2 separate regions of the Mus musculus genome follow, and region 2 is linked to region 1. Evidence: chromatin loops called from intact Hi-C (ENCODE). Cell type or tissue: left cerebral cortex. All regions are shown on one strand. Links, peaks and the distances in the headings refer to the core of each region. The heading gives the core; the rest is flanking DNA.

The links. Hi-C counts contacts between places; a loop is a spot of excess contacts. Peaks named below come from ENCODE experiments on the same cell type or tissue, not always from the same donor. Only the 100,000 strongest peaks of a DNase experiment are listed, where the experiment ranks them.
Region 2: a loop joins it to region 1, with 14 times the contacts of the local background. A loop is called at or near these places in 2 of 42 quality-filtered maps.

The regions. Positions count from the first base shown.
Region 1 is chr8:46,564,548-46,568,547 of GRCm38, forward strand. All of the region lies in intron 6 of Cenpu (centromere protein U), which reads left to right. Among named protein-coding and RNA genes, the nearest start is that of Cenpu, 14 kb to the left of the region's middle. In left cerebral cortex, for the core only: a CTCF peak has its summit at 1,771 (motif pointing right); DNase peaks (open chromatin) are centred at 142, 1,169, 2,602 and 3,592; H3K27ac peaks cover 904 bases.
Region 2 is chr8:46,809,311-46,817,927 of GRCm38, forward strand. All of the region lies in intron 5 of Irf2 (interferon regulatory factor 2), which reads left to right. Among named protein-coding and RNA genes, the nearest start is that of Gm39170, 17 kb to the right of the region's middle. In left cerebral cortex, for the core only: no CTCF peak of the experiment used is centred there; a DNase peak (open chromatin) is centred at 3,888; H3K27ac peaks cover 1,046 bases.

The sequences.
Region 1 (4,000 bases), core at 1-4,000:
GCGTCTCCGTGGGGCGCAATGGGGTAGTTTCTGTAGAATGACAACATCAAGCTAACAGATCCATTCCTTTAGCTTCCTTTGGTTTAAATGAGGTACCCACCACGTTCTCTGGCATCTGAGTACTCGGTCCTCCTTTAGTAACACTGTTTGGATCTCAAAAATGTGTCCTTCCTAAATAAAACTTGGTGCCTTTAACATGAATCAGCACCTTTGCTCGTCCCCCGGGCCCTGTCTCCTAAGCACCATTTCCTAGTCCAGGAAGACTTGTCCTCTGGCAGTCTTGGCCTTGTGGGTGGATTCTTTGGTTAAATTACTTTTTATATAAGTGTTGATATAATGAGATGTAAGTCTACAGTCTTGCTATTTATTTTCTGCTATCCTTTCTGGATTTACTTTTTGTGTTGTCTAAGAAGCACGTCTAAAGGTGCCTCTATTGTGTGTATACTTTTAAGTATATTTAGGCCCAAGTAGACTATCTTACCACCCTGGTGGAGAGAGAGAGAGAGAGATTGATTTTGAGAGATTGATCCTCTGTTGGTGACTCTGAAGTAACTGGATATTTTGAGTATTCAGTTCTTTTTTGTGACTTAGGTTTGCTGCTGTTTATTTTGTGTGCTGGCCCTGGATTACAATGATTCATCTTTAAATGAGCAAAGTCTATTTAGACTTGTGTTAGGGACATACATGTCTGTCTATATGTCTGTCTGTCTATCCCCACCTACTTTCTAGCTGAAAGCCACGTCTCCTCAGGGGACATGTCACTAAGTAACAGTGTTTAGCTCCCTCTCTCCATCCCTGTCTTCTGTGACTTTGGTTCTGTCACTGTTCCTGTATTATGGCTCTGACCTTACTGGGTTGCCATTTTCCTTGAAGCTGGAAAACGATCCTGTAGTGTTTTATTTTCCCACATTCCCTTTCCACTTCTCTTGTCCACCCCCTGCCTGATTCCTTCCTCTCGGCCTACAGGGCACCCCACTTTCTTTCCTGCAGTTGCTAGTGAGTCTCCCAGACTTCGCAGTCAAGCATCTAATTCACCTCTGCCTTCCAAGGATGCTTGTGTAGGTGCAGAATTCTGAGCTGACAGCCCTTGCTCGGCTCTTGAAGGATGCCACTGCGGCCCCCGGCCTTCCTAGGTCTTGCTGGAGGTTTGTCACTGCCCAGGAACTTCCAGTGCCTCTTGTCCCCACTGGCATCGGGCTTTCCCTTCCTCTTAGCTTCACATGTGTGTGACATATGCTTTGGTGTATCATGCTGGATTTAGCTTGACTACGGCCTGGTGAGCTTCTCACACCTCCACGTCATGAAAACTGTAGTCATTGTACAAATACACATTTCCTTTCTAGTTCTCACTCTTCCTTGTCAACTTCTTAATTTGTCTGGGTGTTTTGCCTGCATGTGTTTCTATACACCACATGCATGCTTGGTACCCACAGGCCCGGAGAGGGTGTCAGATCCCCTGGAACTGGGGTTACAGACGGTACCATGAGTGGTGAGCTACCATGCCAGTGCTGGGAATTGAACCTGGGTCCTCTGGAAGGTCAACCTGTGCTCTTCATTGCCGAGCCATCTCTCCAGGCCTTCTTTTTGCACTTTTATCATACATATTTTAGATCATAAAACACTGCACTTTGGATCCCGAGACTGATGCTGTCTAACAGTTCCAATAGTTCTGACTTATGTACTGGGTATGGTTTTATTGCTTTCATTATTATACCTAAGTACACTGTAGCTGTCTTCAGACGAACCAGAAGAGGGCATCAGATCTCATGCCGATGGTTGTGAGCCACCATGTGGTTGCTAGGATTTGAACTCAAGACCTTCAGAAGAGCAGTCAGTGCTCTTAACCACTGAGCCACCTTCCCCAGCCTGCTATTTTAAAACTCACTAGACATTTTTTTAAATGTGTTGTTTTGTTGTTTGTGTTTTGGGGGTCGTGTGCTTATTTGAAACTGGTCGCAGATAGCCCAGGGCTTCCCTGAACTCACTTCGTAGCCAAGGGTTACCCTGAAGGGCTGATCTTTGTGCCTTCACTTCCTGAGTGTGAGAGCTGGGATTACAGGCTTTGCCATCACAGTGTGTGTGTGTGTGTGTGTGTGTGTGTGTGTGTGTGTGTGTGTGTGTGTGAGAGAGAGAGAGATAGGGAGTGGACCCAGGCTCTGCACACGCTGGCACATACTACCAGCTAAGTTGTGTCTGCAGCCTATTTGCTTTGTTTTGTTTTTGAGACGGGGTCTCTTGTAGCCAAGGCTGTCCTTAGACTTGGTGTGTTACTAGAGAGGACTTCAAACTTAAGGTCTTCTCCTGTGTGCTGATATGGTGCTTTCTATGAGAATGCCCCCCCTGCGGTTAGGAAGTGTGGCCTTGGAGGACGAGGTTTGTCACTGGAGATGGGCTTACACCAGACCCAGTGTTTCTGTCTTTTTGCCATGTACTTGTGAATCAAATGTCAGTTCTCAGCTACCGCACCAGCACGTTTGCTGCCATGTGACATGACCATCTGGCAGGGTGCATCACTATGCTAAGTTTATGTGGCACAGGGGGTGGAACTCAGAACTTCACTCTGTACAAATTGAGCCACATTCCCAGCCGTCAACATTGGTTTGCTTAAGCCCACGTGGAGTGGTTTAATTACACCCCAGAGATCTGTCCACATTCTGCTCATATGGGTAGCTAAAGATACTCTCACATGTAAATTGTATGGGTAGCCACAAATGTCACCATAGGTATTCTTGTGAGCGAGAAAGAGTGGGTGATGTGAAGATGGATGGAACAGCTATGACACCAGTCACAGCCCGCAGCCACTGGAATCAACAGAGAACAGCTTTGCTCCAGACTTTGCTGGGGGAGGGCTGTGCTGCCTGTGTCTTCTGTTCCACAGGGAGGGTCTCTATTAAGACTGTCCCTTCCCTTCCTAGACATGATGACAGCTGCTTCACCCTTTGTTTGGATCCAGCCATTGTCTGGTTCATCTTTGGGCCAATTTGTCTTTGGTCTGTTTTTGTCTTGACTCTGGGTCACATTTTCTTGTGCCCTACATTTTCTTGTGTGTTAGTTTTAGTCTAGAACTTGAAACTGTAGTCCGTGGTGTTAAGAGATTTTTGAACTCTGTGTCCCATCCTTGTGTGAGTAGCGTTAAGTACTGTCCCAGCAGACAGTCTGACTTTTGGCTGGGTATTTTGATGTCACAGGCTTGCTTTTGCCCTCTGCTAGGGTGAGTGTAGAAAGCCTAAGACATTTTCCCAGTATCTGACTTAGTAGGGCTTTCTCTCTGTTTATAATTGCTTTATGACTACCACAAAGTTAGTTACTTAAATGTACACACTTAGCATTTCACTATTCCTGGCCCAGAGTCCAGCTTCAATTTAGCTGGCTTCTCTGCTCAGAGCTGAAATCAAGGGCTATCCAGGGCTATCACATGAGACTTGGATTCATCCTTAAAGAGTTTTCAAGTTGTTGATAGAATTCAGTTCATTGAGGCTTTAAAACTAAGGCGCCTGTTTTCTCTCTTTTTGGAGGTTGGGTTGCTCTTAGCCCCGGCAGGTGCTGATCACGTGGCTCCTGAAGTGTGGTGCCTGCAAAGCCAGCCAGACGCTCCAGGCTACAGAAGTGTTCTTACTCACACTTAAGAGCCCGCTGTTCACAGGCACCACTTATTCCAGAGGGAGGGAATTCTGCCTGCCAGTCATCTTGGAATTCTTCTTAGCACAACCCTGTGATCTTCCTGATGGATCCTGTTAGGAGTTGGTTTCAGGCTTCCTTAGGAATTGGGTCGCTCGCAGCCTCCGGCCAGCCAGGGAGTGTTTCTCAGCGAGTTTGCGCTGCTGTCCTCTCTTAGGTGATCCCATAGGCATAGTTAAACTTCACCACCCCAGTGTGCTGGGTGCTGCTGCTTCCTGTACTGGGACCTGCTTGGCCTGAGATTATGTATTAATCTTCTCTAAGTCCTAAATAAGTCAAAAGCAGTTGGTGGTTTGATAATGTTGTCGTCCTAATCCTTAAA
Region 2 (8,617 bases), core at 2,337-6,336, 250 kb after region 1:
CTGTGTCTAGGGGACCTGAGTTTGGTCCCCAGCACCTATGTCAGGTGGCTCCCAACTACCTTTAACTTCAGCTTCAAGAGATCCAAAGCCCTCTTCTGGCCTCTACAGACATACACCTCTCTCTCTCTCTCTTTCTCTCTCAATCTCTCTCTCTCTTTCCCCCCCCCATATCCCTCTCTCTCTCACACACACATGCTTAAATAAATAATTCAATAAATAGCATAGGACTAATGATTAATTTTGTTGTAATTTTTATTGTGGAAAATTTTTATACATGTAGGAAGGAGTAAGATTTACTGTAGATCACCCTCTAATTTTAATATCAATCAATTCTTGACCAGATTTGCTTCATCAGTGCTTCCATCCTTTCCCTCACTTTCAATATCATCATAGATATTTGACCCATTTTGACTACAGAAACAATTTGTGATAGTTGTCAAAATATTTTCAGGCAAATCTCAAATATGATGTTTCTTCTGTAAGCATTTCACTATATATTTTTAAAAGTACATGCCCTTTAAAAATACCATGCTGTCATTATTTTAGCTGATGAATTTGACAGGAATCCCTCTGTATCGTTAAATATCTAGCCAATGCTCAGTTTTCCTATTATCACAGAAATGGTACTACAGTTTTATATACATATATATCTGTAATATAGTTATACATATATACGTGTAATATATATTTTATATATGTCTATTTGTATCTGTAATATATATGTATATATTACCTTAACTAATACCCACACCATCAGCTGGGTGTGGTAGAGAGCACATATCTGTAATCCCAGCATCCAAGAGGCTAAGTTAGGGAGATCTTGAGGGTGATTGTCCTGCACCATATAATTTGAAGAAAACTTTGTTTCGGAAAAGAAAGAGAAATTTACCTGAGAACCCCATAGGAACTTTTTGCTGTATCTCAAGAATTTTTCTTTTTTAAAAATAATACCTTTTAATGGTTTATTTTTACTTCCTGTGCGTTGGTGTTTGGCGTAGGTGTTGTCCGTGTGAGGCAGTCAGATCTGGAACTGGAGTTGCTGACAGTTGTGAGCTGCCGTGTGGTTGCTGGGAATTGAGCCCAGGTCCTCTGGAACCCAGAATTTTCTTTCTTCCTTCCTTCCTTCCTTTCTTTCTTCCTTCCTTCCTCTCTTTCTTTCTTTGTTTCTTTCTTTGTTTCTTTCTTTCTTTCTTTCTTTCTTTCTTTCTTTCTTTCTTTCTTTCTTTGCTTGCTTGGTTGGTTTTTCTTTGAGACACAGTGTCACTGTGTAGCCTAGGCTAGCCCCAGACTTGCAGCAGCTCTCTGCCCTCAGCCTGTCTAGTACTGGATCATGGACCAGAGCCACCACAGCCACCACGAGTGACCTTGCTTTCAGTCTAGGGACATTTTCTATGTCTCTTTTTATAAAACAAAACAAAACACAGCATTATTTTCTCCCTATGATTATAAAAAAACTAATTATTAGCCATACTGTTTTCCATGGTGATATTTTTAGACCTGCATTTTGAGTGTCCCAAATATATCTCTACATCTCAGTAAGAGATGTATAACTTTTTTTTCCCACCACAAATACCTAGTTTGAAGAATTCACTGTACTCTTAGGTGTGATTGTCTCATATTTAGTATGTTCACAGCATTCAGTGACTAGCATAGAGCAAACTATACATATCTGATAACTGAGTGGGAGCATGAACATTTATTAAAAACGCAGATATATTTATTCTGTATGGTGGGAGTCAGGGGCTTTACAGTACAGATTTAATTTCATAATTGCAGCGAGTAGAAAAACAACAGCAGAATAACATTTACTTTTCACTATATTTTCCCCACACGTAACCACTATATTCCATTCAGTATCAAATACCAAAGGTTATATGGCTGGCCGTTACGTTATGTCTCTTTAAGACAGACACACTACTTCCGGTGAAGCAGTCAAGGCTGAGACATGCAGCATCCCGGGGCTGTAGGAATGTAAGGAAATGTGCTTCCTAGGGTGGGTGGCATGTGGGGGTCCTCGTAAGAAAAGGGTAGCTTTGGTTACATCAGCCTCGTGGGGCCACTAAAATGTGGTAGGCACAGCCCTGGTGAGACTTAGCCATGTTCATCCAGGAAGTGAGCGGCCTTAAATGAAGCCACGTGGGTGGAGCTCCTGCTCAGGAGCATCTGTTATGAAATCCTTGTGTAACAAAGCTATGATTAACACTGTGTTCCTCAAGGGACATTGTTCCTTCAGCGGAAGGCTGATGAATCATACTTAGTGCAGCCTAACCTTTGGATGTAGCTATCTTTTGCATTTGTCTTGCATGCAGTGTTATAGTAGAACGTGTATCAGGCCGGTGGGTTTTTCCCAATTCTGGGGTTTATAGTTGCTAAAGGCATTGATCGATCTGCAGAATGATTCCAAAGTTAATTCCACAATGGCTTTGGGATCATTACAGTTAAAAGATTGTCTTTAATAAAGGATTAATAGTCTACTTTTTTGTTAAAAGTCTAAGTATGTAAGCTGTGCCAGGTTTGATGGCATATGCCCTGTAATCCTAGCAACTGGGAAGTGGAGGTAGAGGGTCAGGAATTTTAAGGTAAACCTAGGCTACATAGGAAGTTTGAAGTCAGCCTGTGCTACAATAAATCCTGGTTCATAAAATAAAACAACCACCAGCCATACTGGGCCATGGACACATTCACTGTATGTTCCTTGCTGTTTCAGAAAATAGTTTCTCCAAGGATCCGTGGAGGGAGGACGTTGTCAGAGTTAAAATGGAGTCACTGGGCATGGTAGTGTTTTCCTGTCAGTCTGGCCTTGACAAGGCTGGAGCAGGGGGATATTAAGTTTAAGGGAAGTCTGGGCTTCATGATAAACCCTTATCTCAAACCAAGATGAAGTTGGTTGTGCCAGCTCTTCCCAAAGTCAAGGGGTTTGAAGAAAATGCTTTTTATGCATGGATAGCTGACAATAAATATGTTCTAACTTTCCTTCATTCCAACCTGTGTTCATCTAAACACAGACAAATTCCACCTCAAACAGAAACTGGGGTGTTGTAACTGGCTTGGCAGAAATGAAGGTATTTTTGAAGAGAAGTGAACAGACAATTCAAACAGTGGACCCCAAAGAAATGGGACGTTTCCCCAGAAATCTCTTGCAGGGAGAAGGAAAAGCCCCCAACCAATGGGGAAACTTGTCTCCCAGTGAGATTTCACACCATCCTAATAATTTGTTAGACCACGCTTTCATCTCGAAGCCTGTTCTGCAAGCCATGTTTGGTCGCCCATCCTCAATAGCCACTTAAAAGAGCCAAATTAATAGTAGAAAACTGAAAATTGAGATTTTTTTTCAATATGACAACATTGTGGAGAAGAACAGAAAGATCCGGTAAACCCTCAGGTCCATCTTTAAGAACCTGAAAGGCCACCATCTTCAGGGTCCCGAAAGGCAATAAAAGTTTAAATAGAAGACAGAGAACATGAACATCTATCTACACAGTGCTGGTCAAGGTGTGGTCCTGCCCACCACTGACCCATCATGTTCTGGGCTTCAGTTACATTTTGTAAGGCCATCTAATTGGAAGAGCTACACCTCTAAAATATCTTCATTTTTATCACTGTCTATCTGAGAGTATATTCTGTGTGCTCAGTGGGCCACACATCACTAAAATAAACTACCTCTGTGGCGCTACCTGTCTGACCTAAGAAAATTAGAATAAGAGAAACGTTAGTAAGCAGTCTCAGACTGAACAGTGAATGTATGCGTTTCAGAAAATACCATGGAACAGATTGCCCTGGTACAACAGATTGCTCTGTTCCATATAGGCAAGACCAAGGACGATAAGGCTAACAGTAGGCAGGGTGGTAGGTGTTGACAATTTTTAGTTCCTCTAAATGATACTATTCCCTTATTTAGCTCTTCCTGGGATGGTCAGAGTTTTCCCCTTTTCCCTATCTAGGAAGTACAGGCATAGGGGATGAGTCATTTTCCCAAGATGGCATGGCTTTCTGGAGTTTGAGAACTCTTCTGGGAGCTGCAGAACTTGAGCCTGACCCTGGGGAGGGAAATGTGGCCCAGATCAGATAATGCTCACTCCTTAGGAAGGGATGCTTCATGAGTGAAGGCCTAGAGGTCAGCGTTATTTGGTTTCCTCTGAATGAATATGGAAACTGGCTTAATTTAATCAGGGGCATTGTGTGGAGAACAATGGAAAATAAAGATGCCCAGGTAAGATGGATATGAACGAGTGCTTCCTGCATCAGGGGGAGTGGGGGGGGGTTGGTTGCAGATGAAAACACAAGCATTTCCAAATCAACGCATCAGTGTTCCCATGGAAACCGAATAGAAAGGGGCGTAATGTCATTTGGTGGAAGTCACTGGTCTGTGTTCGTTCCGAGGGCAGCCATGTGGTTAGAAATTACAGAATAGCTGGTGTCCATTCTGCAGACCTTTCTCACAAGACTGTTTCCTGCAACAGTACATTCCTGATTAGACAGGACGATTGGGGCAGCAGCAGCTCCTTCCTTGCTTGGGAAAACTCTTCAGGTTTAAGACTATGATGACCAGGGAACCTGTATCGGAGGGCGACTTGAAAACACATCAGAGCTGCTTTGGATAAAGCCAGCTAGGAAGATGAAGCAGGTTAGGAGCTATCCATCACTGGCCATTCCCACCCCCCTCCCCTGCTGGTGGACTAAGTCACTTCTCTGGACACAGAAAGGGATAGCTTTCATCTTAGAGGAAAGAAAACATAGTTTATTCTAGAGCTAAATTTGAGTGACCATGGCTCTGGAACACCGATTTAGGTCACTCCAGATTCCATGTTCCACCGTGGAAACAGCTTTGTGAGGTTTTATAGTTATGCAGAATCAAGAAAGTCCTGTCATGGCAAATTTAAACCACATCGGTGGGTGCCTCAGAGAGGCTTTCTCGGTGATCAGGGGAACCTTTCCCATAGGCCTCATATCTGATGGCATTCTTACTTTGGGAGTTGTTAGAAGCTAGTGTTGTGCTGTGAGGCAACATAGTTCAAAAAGTGTTTATTGACTAGTCCCACCATGTTGGTTCTGACACAGTGTGGGCAAGGATAGCTATTAAGGAAGCTAAAGCTAGCTCAAGATGAGCTAATTAGTCCTACACCATTTCAGTCTCCTTATCTTACTGAAGTTCTACTCAGTGTATCAGTCTCTTTAGATGCAGCTCCTTGCCAGGAAGTCTTGTTAACACTTCTTTAGGAAATCAAGTTGAGCTACTTGGGGCAAAGGTTTGGAGCCCAGTGGATCAAGGTAAAAGGAAGAAAATGGCAGACTGCACAGTAACAAATATAGACAAAGATGGTGACCGTTGGGATGGAGCCCAGGGGACATTGCTTCCGAGTATGGAGCGTGAAGACAGGAGTAGTTAAAAGAGGAAGATACAGAGAAGGAATACTAGGTCTGGAGCTTGTTTGTGAGTGAAATGACATCTGGCAAGCAGATGTCATGCTGAGTGTCTGAGGCCCAAAGGTGTGACCCTTTACTCCAGAATGACATTGGAAGTCTTGAAAACAGGCCCTTTTCCAAGACAGAAATTCTCCGAGATGTAGGGAAAGAAAAGGGAGTGAGGAATTAGCCATGGGAAGCTGGTCAGTTAGAGATGAGTAAAGATGGCCTTCCTTCAGGGAAGGAAAGGTGGAGGCAGGCTGGAGGCTGCTTGGCAGCATTTGTTCTCCATGATGCTATGGCTGCTGAGGTGACCTCTGCACCCTCTAGAGTTCTGTCTCTGCCTTTCTTCATGAAGCTCAGCCTGGCCCTTTTCACAGAGACCTGGAGGCACTCTTAGATCTGAGGTCCTCAGATTGACTTTGAGAGAGTAGTTTGAGATAGGAGGTCGATAGGAATGGGAAATATACTTAGTGCCCTGGGCCCTGGGAGGATGGATCTAGACACAATGCTTTAGCACAGGGATGAGGCAGAAGAGACTTAGAGCAGAGGGGTAAGGTGTTCCACTCACTGGTTCCTCTGTTGCTTTCTCTCACAAGCCCAGCTAGATGGCAAGCCCATCTAGCAAGCCAAGGCCAGAGACCAACCAAAGTGACCCTGTGTCGGGTGTTAAGGATAGCCATCAGTCACCCTTAAAACTCTCTGCAGTACCCATTTCCTTTTACTTAAAAAAAATCTTTTAAGCTACACCAGGTCTAGATTTTGTAATTACAGAAGATGCCTTTGAGCCTAAATATTTGGCAGGGTTAATTTAGCAGTGCAGAGGGAATCTACCTGAGAGTGGGTTACTTGTTTGTGTTTGTTTGTTTGTTTCTTTGTTTGTTTTTGTTGGAGTGAGGCCAGAGGCTTAGAAACCAATGTAGCCCCAGGTAAGCTGATTTAGAAGAGAACCTCTAGCATGATGCTCAGGTCTCAATGGGCTAGGCCCCAGTGCAGGGGTAAAGTGAGGGAGTATTGAGCCAGGCAGAGGTGGGTCCCCAGAGATAACCAGGACAGGCCATCCATCTTTTACACTGCCTCTGCATGTTCATAGAGAACCATCACCTTTTCCCACAGTTTGGAACCCTTGGGTTTTTAATGTTATTTAGGGTTTTTGTAAAGATGATTGTATTGCCTTATTTAGTATCTGTTTGTATGTCTGTGCATGTGCCCAAACATGTACAGTGTGTAGCGCCATACACAGTGGAGGTCAGAGAACCCCGTGCCTCTTTTATTCTTATTTTTCAACCTCTTAGCTTTTGATATCCCCATTTCTAACTGTTTCAAAAGTCTTGGCTGAGTTCTTGAGGAAGCTTCCACACCCTGGAAGGAGACTTGTCAGGGAGCTAGCACGGCACATAATGTTCTATATGTCACCATCTTGTCCACTGGAGCACTGCTTCTCAGCCTTCATAATGCTTTGACCCTTTAGTTCCTCGTGGTCTGGAGACCCCCAACAGTAAGATTATTTTCATGGCTACTTCATAGCTTCAAATTTGCTACTTTTGTGAATCATAATGTAAACATCTGATATGCAGGATATCTGATATCCAATGATGCGAAGGGATCATTAACTTCCCCAAGCAGGTCATGACCCACAGGTTGAGAACGGATTCTCTGGGGTGACAGAACCAATGAGAGTCTTCCCAGAGTGGTTGTAGGAGGAGTAAGACATTAGTTGAGTGTTCTACCTCAGGCAGGACACCAGGTAGGCAGAGAGAAGCAGCAGCCCACTCCATCCATCCTGTTCTCCATCTGGATGGGTGCAGAAGATGAGGCTCCTGCATCACACCAGGCTAAAAGTATCATGATCTTGGAAAATGAACTTAGTGAGTCCTAATTTTGAGAAGTGACAAAAGTGTCGTTTGTCACCAATAGCTACACTATAGATCATGTGAAACACTTAGAGGTCTCTGTTGCAAAGTCGGAATAGTTCTATTTTCAGATAAACGCAAACCTGGCTGTTCTGTTACTTTGATAAGAATTCTAGAAATAGAATCACGGGTAAGAAAGGAAACAAAAGGAGAACGCACAAAAGCAGTTCTTCCAGCCCTTTGTCTAGAGTCCTGTACTTAGTTTTCTTGGGGAGGAATTGAGGAAAGGGCGTGCCATAATGGAACGTGGACCATGATTGCGGAGGGAAAAATGGAGCAGGGACCATTGGGAGCCCCAAAGAAAAGATGGCGCCCACGGTGAGGTGCGCATGTGCAGGGTCTGCAGGTGATTCAGGCTGTCAAGAGGGAGGCAAAGTCCTCGCTGTCCTGTGGATGGAGCTTAGGGGAAGGGGCTTGAGAAAGGACCCTTGGATATGGGAAGAACAGTTTAACTGGTGACCTTCGATGGTAGCGAGTGTTCTTTAAGAATAAATGTCTTGTCTATATTCGTCTCCTTTAAGCTTCTCCTCACCCGGTGGCATGGTACCCATTACCATTCTCAGCCGCCATGTGGCTAAAATGACTCAAGAGGAATTAAAGGGTTAAATTCAGCCTGTGAGAAGCAGAGGAGCCAGGCTTGGTCACCTGGTCTGATTCCAGAGTCATCTTCTGGGGGCTTCATTCTGCAGCTGGAGGCAGGACAGGACTATAGGCCTCCCCAAGGGTGTGCTTGAGGAGGTGGAGGGAGCCGAGGCAGGCATTTGTCTAGATGTTTGACAATCAAGGAAGGGAAACTGGTAAGATCCCTCCCCCTCTTCCTGAAAGAACAAGCCTTCTCTTGGAACTTACTAACAAGGGGGAAATGCAAGACGCTGAGAGAAAGGGGTGAAATTTCTGTTCAGTGGCTCTGCCCTTGGGTGTTCTGGGTATTTGACCTATGGTATAGTGGGTAAACCCTCCAGTTAGGGCTTTTTGTTTGTTTGTTTGTTTTGTTTTGTTTTCCTTAAGCTGAGCTGAGCATCGAGGTGATGCCCTTCAGATAAAATCATCAAGGGAGTTTGCCAGAGGATCGTGAGGACTATACAGAGTTTGATCTCAATTCCCCAGTGTGACCAATTGATAAGAATGCCCTGGATGCCTTAGAATGCCCAGCACTCCTGACTTTACTGCTTTACCCACAACGCTCCTCTGCTTACAGCCCCTATCTCCACTTTCTTCCTCCAGCTATTTCTTCCATTTTGGATTCCTCGGGAGTTGTCCGACTATGTGGCTTTTGTCTGGCTTATTGCTGTCTCTGAAAC